Regions from separate parts of the Homo sapiens genome. Here region 2 is linked to region 1. A link is an interaction called in ENCODE POLR2A ChIA-PET data of the cell type or tissue named here. Cell type or tissue: PC-3. All regions are shown on one strand. Links, peaks and the distances in the headings refer to the core of each region. The heading gives the core; the rest is flanking DNA. Region 1 has its middle 140 kb from the start of LINC00844. Region 2 has its middle 18 kb from the start of TFAM.

Region 1 (7,701 bases), core at 2,922-5,421:
AATAAACAGCCATGTTGCTCACACAAAGCCTGTTTGGTGGTCTCTTCACACGGACGCGCATGAAAGGGAGATTTTATATTTTTAATTGCACTATAAAAAACTGAGGGATTTCTGTTCCTTATATGAAAGTTCCAGAGTCCCTAATGCAGAGAGAGAGAGAGCAGGGGTAAAGTACTGTCTACAGTGACAAAATCAGCAGACACTGAGGGCTGAAGGAGACACAGGTCTCCCTCCAATCTGTCTTCATTTATCTGGTTTCTACCCATTGTTCCAGCAGTGAGCTTAGTGTGATTGTCTTCCAAACGCTCCTCCGTGTTCTATCCCTACCCCACCATCCCAGTAGGGTTTGATGCTTTCCTTATCCATGCTTGTGTCATAGTTTTTTTAGGTTGGTGCAAAAGTAATCATGGTTTTTGCCATTGAAAGTAATGGTAAAAACCGCGACTACTTTTGCACCAACCTAATACTATGCAGTCCTGTCATCACTGATGTATTTCTCTGTCACTCATCATAATGTAAGTGTCATGCAAATATGTTATGTCTTATTTGACCTGTTATCATGGGGCTTGGCACAGGCGTGGCATATTGTAGGTATTCCAACAGTGAGGTTAGGAATGAATAACTCATATTCACAAAGCAACCACATTGTTCATTCAGCTTTATGTTCATATCAAATATCGGATAACCAGAAGTATGAACAGTTAAAGGTAACAAAAAGATGCAGATGGTACCACCTATACATTATCTACTCTATTAAATATTCAAGAATGGCTTAGAACAATTATCTAGAATGTATTATCAGTCTGCCTGGATTCTGGTAAAAATGGAAGGTAGTGAAAAGAATGTGAGTGTATATGTCAGGTAAAGATATTTTGCTGTTGGCCTTTCCCATGCAGCGGCTGGCATGGGGCTCACTCATCTTTCAGGGTTGCCATGGATAACATTGGCTTTTCCTTGGAACCATGAACTTTGCTTGTGAGTCAGGAAGAATCTCATTGTTTGGCCACTCAGGGAGTGAGATATCGAGCCCAAAGGATAGGTGCTTCCAAGGATTCTGGCAAGAGGAGCAAATAGACAATGTAATGCTGTATGGAAGCATGCCTTGTGTGGGAAAGAGAGGGAGGGAAGACTGTAGAAAGGCCTTTGCAAGCCAGAGAAGGTATCAGATGAAAAAAGAAGGATAGTGAATGCTATCCAAGCAGGGGATAGAAGGGACAAAAGACACAGGACAAATCTTTTGGGACCAGGCAAGCAGTGATGAGCAGCATCTGAAGAAAGAATTCCATGACCTGTTGGCTCTTCTCCAGATACTTCATGGTGCTGAGCTGGCTCCAGACAGGCAAAAGCCTTCATTTACAGCTGGTAAGCAATATTGTGATTGTAACCAAATCCTCTGGGAGTTGGTAAACCATTTCCATGAGTCTCATGAAAATATGCTTTGTTATAAAGTGAGACTGTATCTGCTCAGCTACCGGGTTCATAGAAATTTGCTACAGCATCCCTTGCCGTTGAAATACCAAAGAACCCAAATGTCTATTTTAAAGTTAACATCTGCTGCACCTTAACCAAGAACAATGACAGTCCAAGGACCAAGTTCAATAATCACCAGTAGTGCCTCATATATGATTATTTGGTGAACATGACTAAATTGTTTTGGCACCAAATCTATGTTAACTTATCGTGTATAGGAAAGTATAAATATGTATTAAGCAAGCAGGGTGCCAGGCAATATGCTGGAAATTTTACCTAGTCATCTCATTTAATTCTCATAAGTAATCTATGAGATAAGACTTTACAGATGAGGGAATTGAGGCTCGAAGAGGTGAATTAAATTGCCCATGACTACACAGCTAGGAAGTAATAGAGGTATATTTTGTAGCTGTGTCTATTAAACTCTTTCCATTTGCACTATTCTGTCCTCAAAACACTTAATATATGTTAACTTAAATATAAGACCTCAAACCATGAAACTACACCAGGAAAACATTGGGGAAAATCTCTAGGACATTAATCTGGGCAAAAATTTCTCGAGCAATACCCAACAAGCACAGGTAACCAAAGCAAAAGTGGACAAATGAGATCACATCAAGTTAAAAAGCTTCTGCACAACAAAGGATACAATTCACAGTGAAGACACAACTCACAGAATGGGAAAAAATATTTGCAAACTACCCATCTGACAAGGGATTAGTAACCAGAATACATAAAGAACTCAAACAACTCTATAGGAAAATATCTAATAATCCAGTCAAAAGATGGCCGAAAGATTTGAATAGACATCTCTCAAAAGAAGACATAGAAATGGCAAGCAGGTATATGACAAGGTGCTAAACAGCACTGATCATCAGAGAAATGCAAATCAAAATCACAATGAGACATCATCTCACTCCAATTAAAATGGCTTGTATCCAAAAGACAGGCAATAAAAAATTCTGGCAAGGATGTGGAGAAAAGGGAACAAACACTTGTACGCTGTCAGTGGGAATGTAAATTAGCACAACCACTGTGGAAAATTGTTTGGAGATTCCACAAAACACTAAAAATTGAGCTACCATTTGATCCAGCAATCCCACTGCTGGGTATATACCCAAAAGAAAGGCAATCAGTATATCGACAAGATATCTGCACTTTCATGTTTGTTGCAGCACTGTTTACAATAGCTAACATTTGGAAGTAACATTAGTGTCCATCAACAGGTGGATGGATTAAAAAAAACTGTGGCACATATATACAATGGAGTACTACTCAGCCAGTAAAAAGAAGGAGATCCAGTCATTTGCTACAACATGGATGGAACTGGAGATCATTATGTTAGGTGAAATATAAACCAGGAAGAAAAAGACAAACATCACATGTTCTCACTTTTTTGTGGGATCTAAAAATCAAAACAATTGAACTCATGGACATAGAGAGTAGAAGGATGGTTACCAGAGGCTGGGAAGGGTAATAGGGGGTTGAGGGAGGTGAGGATAGTTAATGGAAACAAAAAAAGTAGAAAGAATGAATAAGACCTACTATTTGATAACACAACAGGGTGACTATAGTTGATAATAACAGTACATCTTTTAAAAACTTAGAGTGTAATTGGACTGTTTGCAACTTGGAATAAGCGCTTGAGGGGATGGATACCCATTCTTCAAAGTGTGTGTGTGTATATATATATGTGTGTGTGTGTATATATATATATATGTGTGTGTATATATATATGTGTGTGTGTATATATATGTGTGTGTATATATATATGTGTGTGTATATATATATACACATACAGGTAACGAAACTGAGGTTAGAGAATTGAAGTAACATGCCCAGGGTCATAGATATTAAAGGGAAGATCTGGGATTAAATACAGGAAGTCTGATTCCAGAAATCACACTCTCAACACATTCTTTTGCCTCTGTTTTCAAATATTTGAGAACTAAGTGCTTTTCAGAACTTTAAACATTCTAGACATTCTAGGGAATGCCACAAAATCCAAAATGGCATCAATAAGCATCTAAAGGGAAATGTGCCTGGCCAGTCTTAGGGATGAGGGATGTGACAAACTGACTAACTGAATGGGAAAGCCCCTGAAACCTCTGGAATATTATGCTTCTGCAACGTACTCCCACTGTGACACCTGACCTTAGCCCAACACCTCCTGCTGGAACTTTGGAAGTTCAGGACAGAAGCCTCAAAGGATTCTGCAGAAGCCTGGCCTCAGTGCTGAGGCAGGATCTACCTCCAACATCAGCAGCTGCCCCACTTTAGGACTCCCATACCACCTGCTTGCCAGCGCTAGATCTGAAAGATGGGAAAACATATAAAATCTATAAAAACCGAACATGCACTTCATAGGCAGAAAATAGTTCAGATCTGAAAGGTTAATGGGGCACCCTTACTTTCCAGGGCTGCTTGCAATGTGTCTCATGAAGAACTCAGCCACCTCTGAAGGACGGGCTGCCGTGGGAACAGAGTGAGCTGAAACATCTGAAAGCCACACAGGGTGAGTGAGCAACCATCTTGGTTCGCCAAGGACTGAGGGGGCTTCCCAGGACAGGCACCTGTAATCCCAGCTACTCAGGAGGCGGAGGCAGGAGAATGACGTGAAGCCGGGAGGCAGAGGTTGTAGTGAGCCAAGACAGTGCCATTGCACTCCAGCCTGGCCGACAGAGTGAGACTCTGTCTCAAAAAATAAAAATAAAAATAATGAAATGCATCATCATTCATATCTGTCCCCTCATTCCCAGAAAGTTCTATTTAGAACTTTCAGTGCTAAAAACCAGTTGGTCACCCTCCACCCATGTAATGGTCAACAAGAACCCCAGGGAGTCCTCTGCATTCCAGCACATTCCATTCATGCCATGCTATACCATTCACAGCTAACAGAGCTGCCCAGTCATGCACACATGTTCTGACTGTCAGCATTTGGACACCCACTTCAGCGCTTACTGTTATAACTGCAGCACCCACTTCCTTAGAACAGCTGCTTTATTTGCAGCCCTGGTCTGCTTAAATCAGATGAAATTATTTTCACAAGTTGCTGTCTCACAGCCAGAGAAGAGGCAGAGTTTGATGGCTTGTTTAGAATTTAACTCTATCACCTTGAGTTGCTGAACCTCTGAACTGGTCACAGAATAAACTGCTATCAATCTGGGATAGAGGGATCAGATATGAATGATGATGCATTTCATCATTTTTATTTTTATTTTTATTTTTATTTTTTGAGACGGAGTCTCACTCTGTCGCCCAGGCTGGAGTGCAATGGCACTGTCTCGGCTCACTGCAACCTCTGCCTCCCAGGTTCACGCCATTCTCCTGCCTCAGCCTCCCAAGTAGCTGGGATTACAGGCACCTGCCACCAAGCCCAGCTAATTTTTTGTATTTTTAGTAGAGACAGGGTTTCGCCATGTTGGCCAGTCTGGTCTCAAACTCCTGACCTCATGATCCGCCCGCCTCAGCTTCCCAAAGCGCTGGGATTACAGGCATGAGCCACTGCGCCCAGCAGCATTTCACCAGTTTTAAAATTCTCAGTTACAAAGCAGTACCTGGAACTGGTTCCAAAGAAGAGTTTTGACTAATTGTTTCACATTAAGTTTTTCAACCCCTGTATATAATTAGCTTCTTGGGAGTATGTATCTGTCTGTGGGCAGGGCCTGGTGTTCCTTGGGAATCCTGAAGATTAAGCAATTTAGCGTATGAGCATTTAAAGTGCAGTCAGCCCCATTTAAAAATGACCATTATAAGCCAAGCTGAGCCCCTGCCTTTAAGAGAGGCCTCAGTCGAGGGTCAGGTGTGGTGGCTCCTGACCGTGTTTCCAGCACTTTGGGAGGCTGAGGCTGGTGAGAAGATTGCTTGAACTCACTAGTTCAAGAACACCCTGGGCAACATGGCGAAATCCTGTCTCTACAAAAAATACAAAAATTAGCCGGGTATGATGTAGTCCCAGCTACTTAGGAGGCTGAGATGGGAGGATGGCTTGAGCCCACGGAGGAGGCTGAGATGGGAGGTTGCAGTGAGCCATGATTACACCACCGCACTCCAGCCTGGGTGACAGAGTGAGACCACTCTGTCTCAACAACAACAACAAAAAGGTCTCAGTCTAATTAGAGAACTGCAAACACAGAATCCTGTAAGCCCCAGGGATTACAGATGTCAGGAGCTGTTATTATGGATTTATTTCTGACCCACAGGGGATGAGGGGAACCAGGTGTGAGTTCAAGCACAGAAGTCCCTGCTGACTGCAGTGTGGCATCCTTCCAAAGTAATCCCCTGACTTTGTGTCTCTTCTCCTTTGGGAAGGCCAATGGGTGCCCTGAGACTGTCACATCTAGAAGAAAGGCTCTTGGAAGTTGTGTGCCCTCCCACCTCCTCCTCTATCCAGCACATGACCAACCCTATGGTTCAGCCCCAGAGACTGCGCTGCTGTCTCTGGTGGAAGTGCCTACTGGAGCCACATAGTCTCTGATTATACCAAAAGGATCCAGCCCTGAACAGATGGCCACCTTGCTCACATTGGACTTCATATCTGGCCAAGATAACAGCATTATCTAGCATTATCTATCTAATGAGCAATCTAGCAAATGAGGTTGAACATGCAAGTATCATTCTGCATTTAAACGTCCCAGCTGTTGGCTCCTAGGCTGTGGGCCATGGAGCAGGCTGAGATGGGCCTGAGCATAAAGTATAGGCATGAGATGGGCCTCTCAAACCAACCAAGGCACCAGATGGAGTTAGAAAGCATTACTTGCATTTAGATTGAGTCTCATAACCTCTTATGAACCAAGGGCAGGCTGGCCAACTCCCACCAGGGAAATGACATTAGAGTGTTTAGGGAACAGCTATTTTCCTGCTGATAAAAGCAGCATGTGTTGATTTACTTTATTATCTATTGCAGTGGTTCTTAAACTTTAGCTTTTAGAAGATCACCTGGAGGACTTTTAAAACACAGGGTAGGTCCTTGTGGGGCTTGAGAATTGGCATTTCTAGCACATTTCCAAGTGATGCAGATGCTACTAGTTCCGGGATCATGCTTGAGAAGCACTTATTTACAGGGAATAATCCCATATCACAAACATCTTCTCCAGACTCAGCCCTTATAAAAATTATTGTGAAGTGCCATATACCAACATGCCCACATATTTAGTAGAAAAAAAGGGAGGGATACTCACAGCTAACATTCAATCACCTAAATAGCAATATTTATTGAGCACCTACCATGTGCAAAACCAGACTGAACTCTGTAAAGATGAAAAGGAAGTGTCAAATTTGGTAGGAATCAGAATTAAATACTTTTTTGGAGGCCACTGGTCAATATATATAAAAAACCTTGAAGTGTGCCACTCTTTCACCAAGCAACTCCGTGTCTAGGAATCTAAACCAAGAAAATAAAGATGTGACAAAATTAAGCTAGAAAAAGTTCACTGAAGCTTTTTAAAAGTGAAAAGGTAGAAATCTAAATGGCTGGTATATATATATCCTTATACACACACACCTCCCACGATTCTCTAGATCAGTGGTTCTGGAATGTCTCGAGACAGTTTTGATTGTTACAGCTCGGGAGTAGTTTGCTCCTAGCATCTAGTGGGTAGAAGCCAAGGATGCTGCTGAATATTCATCCTATCATGCACAGGACAGTCCTCACAACAAAGAGTCATCTGGCCCAAAGTGTCAGTCAAGAGTGCCAAGACTGAGAAATCTTGACCTAGACTCATGTGCCAGGGATTCCAACAGAGTCACACTCACTAAAATAGCTGCCATTTCCTAGAATCAGGCTGCCACCTGAATAATGAAAGGCTTTGTTCCCCTCAAAATTTCATACTGTTGAGGTAGGGAATAGAATGGTGGTTACCAGAGGCTGGGAGGGTAGTGTGGTGAAGAGATATAAACAGGAATTGGCTAATGAGTAAAAAAAAAAAAAAAAATAGTTAGAAGGAATAAAATATAATGCTTGGTAGCACAATAGGGTGACTATAGTTAACAATAATTTATTGTATATTTCAAAATAATTAGAAGAGTAGATTTGGAATGTTCCTAACACAAAGGAATGATAAATGCTTGAGGTGATGAATATCCCAATTACCCAGATTTGATCATTGCACATTGTGTACTTGTTTCAAAACATTACGTGTACCCCATCAGTATGTACATTATGTATTCATAAAATTTTTTTAGGTCTCATGCTGTTATTTCTGTGTCCTGGAGCTGTCTCAAGTGAATTCA
Region 2 (7,701 bases), core at 5,202-7,701, 460 kb after region 1:
AGGCTCGAGGATAGGGAGTGAAATCTATTAGCAGCGCTAATAGCCTTGGTTCAAGAATGAGTGACAGACTTTTACTGCTTTGAGTAAAGATTTATTCTTCTGTATATTTTCAATACAATTTCACTTTCTATTTAATATTTATAAAAACATATAACCTTATTGAAATGTAATTTATGTACAATAGGCCATATTCATTCAAACTGTACAAGTCGATGAATTTTGATAAATGATTACACTGTGAACTCACCACTACACTCAAGTTACAGAACATCTCCATCATCTCTAAGAGTTTCCTCACAACGCTTTGTAGTCTGTCACTCCATCTATACCAGTCCCAGGGAACTAACAGTCTGCTTTTTGCCACTAATGATTGGTTTGCATTTTCTAATATTTTAACATAAATGGAATCCTATAGTACATACTTTTTTTATGTCTGGCTTCTTTTAGCACAACAGTTTTGAAATTTATTCATGCTAATGTATATATAAGTAGTTCCTGACTTTTTATTGCTGAGCATTCCATCATATAAATATACCTTATTTAGTTTATTCTTTCACTGGTAGAAATTTGGTTTTTATACCCACCAAATTATATTAATGTTGCTTTTATCAAGTGCATTCAATAGCAATTACAATGAGCACACTATCCAGAAATTTTAAGGACTTAGAGCCTAAGGAAACAGGAAATCTTAAAAGTTAAATCCAAATTTATATAGGTATTCTTGCTCCAGAAGACTTACATGATAGGGTGATAAACAAAAGATATCCAAGCATGAAAATATGTTAGTAGGATAAAATTCTATGGAAAGTGTGGAATAGAAAGGTGGGAAAATTCCCAATGATAAGAAGTGTGTTAACTATGGTATTTAGAACCTATTATACACATTTCAAAAGTGATATGACTTTTATCTTAAGTCAGTATTTACAATATGCTAGAAATTTAGTCCTTTATCTCTTTAAACACAAAATTGTATATGCCTATTTTAAAATGTGAATTTGAAAATAAAAAAATAGAAGTAAAAACATTTGAGGACCCCTTTTCTCAGGCCCCACTCTCTGGCTCTTTAATTGTCTGAGGTGGGCAAGAATATTATGTTTTTTTAAAGTTCCTTTGGTGAGGGCAGGCGCAGTGGTTCATGCCTGTAATCCCAGCACTTTGGGAGGCCAAAGTGGGAGGATTGCTTGAGCCCAGAAGTTCGAGACCGGCCAGGGCAACACAGCAAGACCCCATCTCTACAAAAAATTTAAAAAATTAGCTAGGCGTGATGGCACGCACCTGTGGTCCCACCCAGCTACATGGGAGGCTGAGGTGGGAGGATCCCTTGAGCCCAGTAAGTTGAGGCTTCAGTGAGCCTTCTTCGTGCCACTGCACTCCAGCCTGAGCAACAGAGCAAGACCCTGTCTCAAAATAAATTAAGAAATAAACAAACTCCCCCAGGCGACTCTAATGTGCTGCAAGGTTGTGAGGAGCTGGCCTAAAGACAGTGGTCTCTCTCAATTGGACAATGTCGGACAAGGAGTAGAAAAAATGAGAGCCACATTGTTTACCATTTACCTGGGAGTGTTAGTCATCTGGCAAGGTTTAACTATTTGCAAGGTTTATAAAAATACCAAATCAACAAGGCCTTATAGAACTTAAGCTTCAAAAAATGTTAGAGGGCCCAGTAACTATGGTGCCTTCCAATGATGAAACGTTATTTGCAAGGCACTGTACCAATTATTGTAAGTAAGTGGAATTATTTCAACTGTAGACAGTTCCAGGCCTAGAGCACTAAGCCACTTGGAGATATGGTGACAAAGAAAAATTAATTGGCAATTGTCCCTGGGCTCACCTGTTGACCTTTTCCACAGCAATATTTTTTTCTGTTTACTGTCCAAAATCTCAAGTCTGCAACTTAATTTTGTTTTCCACATCCCTATTTCTCCTCTATTCTCTTTTTGTGCCTTACCTGTTTTTTTCTCATCTTTGTTTCTTATTATGATACACCCTATAGTGATGAAAGATGAAACCAGGATTTGAGCTCAATGCTGAATTCCACAATTAATTAGCCGTGTGACCTACTAAATAATCTATAAGATGGGTGTTGTTGTTGTGTATAGTGGGGTGAATGGTAGGCCAAAGAAGGAAATGCTTGCGCCCTAATCCCTGCAGCCCATGAGTATTATTGTATGGCAAAGGATGTGATTAAGTTTCTTGAGATGAAGGGTTTTTCCTGATTATCTGGGAGGACCGTAAATGAAATCACATGTATCCTTGGGAAAGAAAGGCAGAAGGAGTCTGGGGACACATAGAGAAGAGAAGATATGAAAACGGAGCAGAGGGAGCTGCAGCCACTACAAGCCAAAGAATGCTGACAGCACCAGAAACTGGAAGAAACAAAGAACAGATTCTCCCCTAGAGCTTCCACAAGGATTATGGTTCTGTTGACACCTTGATTTTTGACGCCTAGCCTTTTAAAATTACTGTTTTTTATTTTTTTAAAACAAGGTCTAGCTCTGTTGTCCAGGCTGGAGTGCAGTGGTGCAGTCTCGGCTTACTGCTGCCTCAAACTCCCTGACACAAGCGAGCCTCCCACCTCAGCCTCCCAAGTAGCTGGGAATACAGTTGTGCACCACCACGACTAGCTAATTTTTTACTAGAGATGAGGTCTCACTATGTGGCCCAGGCTGGTCTCGAACCCCTGGCTCAAGTGATCCTCTTGCCTCAGCCCCCCAGAGTGCTAGAATTACAGGCATGAGCCAGGATTACTTCCGCCCTTTAGAACTGTGAGAGAATAAATTTCTCTTGTTTGAAGTTACCAAATTTCTGGTTATTTGTTACAGCAGCCACAGGAAACCAATAATCCTGGTTACTTCCCAAGGCAAAGAAGAAGCTAAGCAATACACAAGTGCTTTGTAAACTAAACTGTTACACAAGTACAAGCTCTCTTTACTGGTCACTTTCCACAGGGATTTCTAATACCATGCACACAGCTGTTGTCATGGATCAGTCTTCATGGAAAAGACTTCAGGGGAGTTCCTGGGGCTTTCCTGTCTCATTGCACACACTTCTCCCCAATCCTTCTCTTTCCAAAAAGTTTAGTATTTCTTTCGGTAGTGGTGTGGATATTGCTAATTGTAGCAGCCCCCCAGAAAAAGAGTTAGAACTACCTTAGCCATGTCTCTTGAACCTAGGAAGCAATTACTCTTCTCTTTATCACAAGATCCTTCAGGATATAGAGCAGGCTTTCTCAACAGCAGCAAGACTGATGTTTGGGACTGGACAATTCTTTGCTATGGGGATGACTCTGCAGCATCCTTGTCCTCTACCCACTAGATGCCAGTAGTACCCTCCCCAGTCATGACAATCATGTATTTCTCAGAATAATGCCAAATGTTCTGAGGCAAACTGCTCTGCCCTCCCTCCCCACCAATCAGGTCAAGAAACCCTGATTTAGAGGATGACAGGACATGACTGGCCAAAGATCTATCTAGTGTGACTGTATTAGGGAAGCAGAAGCCTAGAAGAGCCAGAGTGACACCATTTTAAAATCAACTCCATCTTAAACTTCCCAGTCATGACCCATAGAACTAAGATGTTCACAGCTAAGAAAACAGCTTAAAGACACCTGTAAGAACAAACTCCTACAGCAGAAAGTCCAGAAGTCCCAATACTCATAACAATATATGCTTCCAAGAATTATAGTTATGCTTTGATGCACTTACACACTAAGAAGTCAAACACAGAGTTATTTATTTATTTATCTGAGATGGAGTTTGGCTCTGTCACCCAAGCTGGAGTGCAGTGGCATGATCTTGGTTCACTGCAACCTCCGCTTCCCGGGTTCAAATGATTCTCCTGCCTCAACCTCTTGAATAGCTGGGATTACAGGTGTGTGCCACCATGCCTGGCTAATTTTTGTATTTCGTAGTAGAGATGGGGTTTCGCCATGTTGGCCAGGCTGGTCTTGAACTCCTGGCCTCAAATGATCCGCCCATCTAGGCCTCCCAAAGTGCTGGGATTACAGGCGTGAGCCACCGCACCTGGCCAAGGATGGATTTCCTTAAATCAATAAAGTACTAAATTTTGTCATGCTATCTGTCTATCCACCTGTACGCACACCTTAGTCTTTACATAGAGAAGACCCCTATATAAGAAAAACTTAAAGACAGTGCATTCCTCTGCTTGTTTTCTGAGGATGCCTACTCTGGAATGGAGTAGCTTTCAATAAACTATCTCTTCTCACTGCACTTTGCAACTCATCTTGAATTCTTTCCTGTGCAAGATCCAAGCCTCTATTGGGGTCTGAATCAAGATCCCCTTTCTGGTAACAGCTCCATTCCTTGTAGATAACCCCAATCTCCATTCATACATTAAGATTTGTCCTAGATGTCAACAGAGGACGTATGTCCTAGTAGCTTGCTGATTCATCATGAAATTGGTCTTTTTGATAGTTTCATCAGTGTTTCTTAAATTACGATCAATATTCCATCTGTGGCAGGATCACTTGAGCCTCTTGTTGACCTGCTGAGAGATCCAGGAATTTCCATTTTACGTGTTTTACAGATGATTCTTAAAATTTCTTTGATAAACACTAGTTTGGATGAACTTCAGACTCCAGGTAGATGATGTTATTTATTCTACTCTCCTGGTTCTGGAAACTGATCCCAGTTCTCCCTGACAAAGTCCTCCTTCACACTTGCTGTCAGTTGAACATCTGATTCTGGAGACCCCAGCCTAACTTCTGCCTACACTGACATCTCAGGCTGTCTGTTGTCACTTACAGTACTGATGTCTCACCTTTCTGTCCCCAATAGCATTGATGTCCTTGGATACAAGCTCTGATTTCTTTGGATGCATTCAGAGCTCTTATGTTTGTCTCTATATAAATAAAGCCTTGGCTATGCCTAATGTAGTAACTCTATCAACCCTTCCAGCTTTAACATATTTTTGTATGCATGCCTGCATCCTAAATCCTAGCCTTGTTCTGCCTTTAGAGCCCTGGATACAATAACCTAGAGGGACCAGAAATCTATAGGTCTAGGTAGAGAAATGATCAAATTGAAGGAATTCAGCTCCTTCTTCAACATTCCCCATCTTGGCTGCCCAAAGAAACTTAAGCATAACCTTTTCTATCTTTCTCTACCTTATCTCTCACACTCCATCAATTATCAAGTCCTGTGGATTCAACTTCTCAAATATCTCTTGAATTAACCGAATTCTGTCCATCCTAACACGAGGCAATTGAACGTGCTGTTTCTCCTGCCTTTCCACAAATATAGAAGACTGTCAGCTGCACAGCAGCCACTCTCACTGGCAGGTTAGCCCACAATCATGCTCCAAAATTATGTAGAGAACAAATTTATAATCTGCCATAAGCAAGTTAATATGAAGATGCCACTGATGACACAGAATACTAGAAACTAATATACAAAAGCACCAACTTTAATTACAGATCCAATATATCCCTATCAAAACCCAGCTGGTTTCTTTACAGAAATTGACAAGCTGATCCTAAAATTCAGATGAATATGAAAGAGATCCAGAGTAGTTAAAACAATCTTCAAAAAAATCAAAGTTGGAGATCTCAGATTTCCTATTATAAAATTTATAACAAATTACAGTAGTCAAGACAATGTCATACTGGCATAAAGACGACATATAAATCAATGTAATAGAATTGAGACTTCAGATATAAACCCATAGATCTGTGGTCAATCGATTTTTCACCAGGGTGTCAAGACAATTCAACAGAGAAAAAATAATCTTTTCAACAAATGGTGCTAGGAAAACAGATATCCACAGGTGAAAGAATGAAGCTAGACACCTATCTCACATCATACACAAAAATTAACTCAAAATGGATAGACCTACATGCAAGAGCTAAAACTATAAAACAGAAGAAAATACTGGGGGTAAATCTTCATAATCTTCAATTTTGCAATGGTCTCTTGGATATGACACCAAAAGCACAAGCAACAAAATGAAATAGATAAACTGGACCCCATCAAAATTAAAATTATTGTGCTGCAACTGATACCATCAATAAAGTGAAAAAACAATTCCTGGAATGGGAGAAAATATTTGTAATTAATTTATTTTATAGTGGCTTTATGTCTATTATATATACAGAACTCCTGAAACTGTAATAAATGAGATAACCCATTTCAAAATGGGCAAAGAACTGGAATAGATAATTTTCCAAAGAAATACAAGTGGCCAAGAAGTACATAAAAAAATGCTCAACATCATTAGTCAGAATGTAAACACATCAAAATCACGAGATACTTCAAACCCACTAGGATGGCTATAAAAAAGACATACAATAACAAGTGTAAGATTGCCATATACATGATTCACTCATTATCAGCCACTACTGAACTGCCAGCTTAGGAAGTTAGGAAGCTCTGAGTTATAATACTACTCCCACCAATGATAGCTCCACATTATTAAATCTAAAGAACTTTTTTAAATGGCCAGTTCCACCCTCCAGATTCTGGCCCAGCTATCTGCATGCACTGACGGTTGATTCTACTCAGCCATAGTCAAGAATCACAGCACCCGGCTTGAAAAAAAAAACAAAAAACCTATTCTGCAGTAGCGTATCACTCTACTTTCCTCAGTTTTGAGTAAAATATTCACTGGGGAGAAAAAAGCAAACCTTACGTCTACTGATACCTACCCCTCTCCTGCCCCATGCACCCTGTAATTTCTCTCCAACCACCTTAAGGGCCTTTTTTTTTTTTTTTTTTTTTTTAAAGATAGGGTCCTGCCATGTTGCCCAGGCTTGACTTGAACTCCTAGGTCAAGTGATCCTCCCATCTCAGCCTCCTGAGTAGCTGCGACTACAGGAACCAGCCACCACACACCCATGTCCACCCACCTTAGGGTTAATCTTTGTTACTAGCCCTCACTACTCAGAATTGGTGAGACCTCTCCATTTCTGCTTCACTCAGCTTACGTGGTTTGCTCACACTGACACCAACAAACACCTGTCAATCCCTATGTCCCTCCTGTCTTCCAAAAATACCTAGAAATTGCTGCTCTATTGACGGTAGTATTTCTTGTTTTCTAGTGTTGCTATTATTTGTCTATTGTACTTGGTTTTGCATTTTAGTCACCTGAATGATATCTGGAAGAAGGCGGTTTCACCATTTCAAATCTTTTTTTCACCATTTTATTGTCATTCAGGTTACTACAAATGGTAAGTAGAAGCTCTGCAAAAGTAAAAACTGAGTGGGAGGAAATCATTTTGGGAAAATATTCTGAACTATTTCAGTCCAATTAATATTTGATACTAAGCTTCTACAGCATCAGATGTTACTTATGTCAGCATAAGGAGAAAATTCCTATACTTTAAAAAAGTTTCCATTACCCCCATCTAAATATTGCCTGATAGTCACAGTATAAATTCAAGCTTGGAAAAACTACTGGCATCACTAAGTATCCCCTGACACCAAAGTTCCTGTTCATCTTAGTTACACAACTACTGATGACCTGTTCTGACTGGTGACTGAGAGGAAAAAATAAAGAAATGAGTAAGATGGTCGGTAATACTTCAACACTTCCCAGTGATTAATACATTTGGACCCGTCGTCTCATCACTTAATCCTACCCAACATTTAACGCATGAAATTTCCAGTAAAAAAAAAAACAGAACCTCATAGATGGGTCTAATCAAAACTGCCCTTTCTAAAAATATGAAGGCTAGCAGTTGGTAAC

Evidence for each region. ChIA-PET counts read pairs that join two places held together with the same protein. Peaks named below come from ENCODE experiments on the same cell type or tissue, not always from the same donor. Only the 100,000 strongest peaks of a DNase experiment are listed, where the experiment ranks them.
Region 2: POLR2A ChIA-PET joins it to region 1 with 8 read pairs; 1 of 35 experiments calls an interaction of 5 or more read pairs at or near these places.

The regions. Positions count from the first base shown.
Region 1 is chr10:58,853,357-58,861,057 of GRCh38, reverse strand. No RefSeq gene overlaps it. Among named protein-coding and RNA genes, the nearest start is that of LINC00844, 140 kb to the left of the region's middle. RefSeq lists enhancers at 3,920-4,536, 3,674-4,873. In PC-3, for the core only: no CTCF peak of the experiment used is centred there; a DNase peak (open chromatin) is centred at 4,347.
Region 2 is chr10:58,399,410-58,407,110 of GRCh38, reverse strand. No RefSeq gene overlaps it. Among named protein-coding and RNA genes, the nearest start is that of TFAM, 18 kb to the right of the region's middle. In PC-3, for the core only: no CTCF peak of the experiment used is centred there; a DNase peak (open chromatin) is centred at 6,310; H3K27ac peaks cover 378 bases.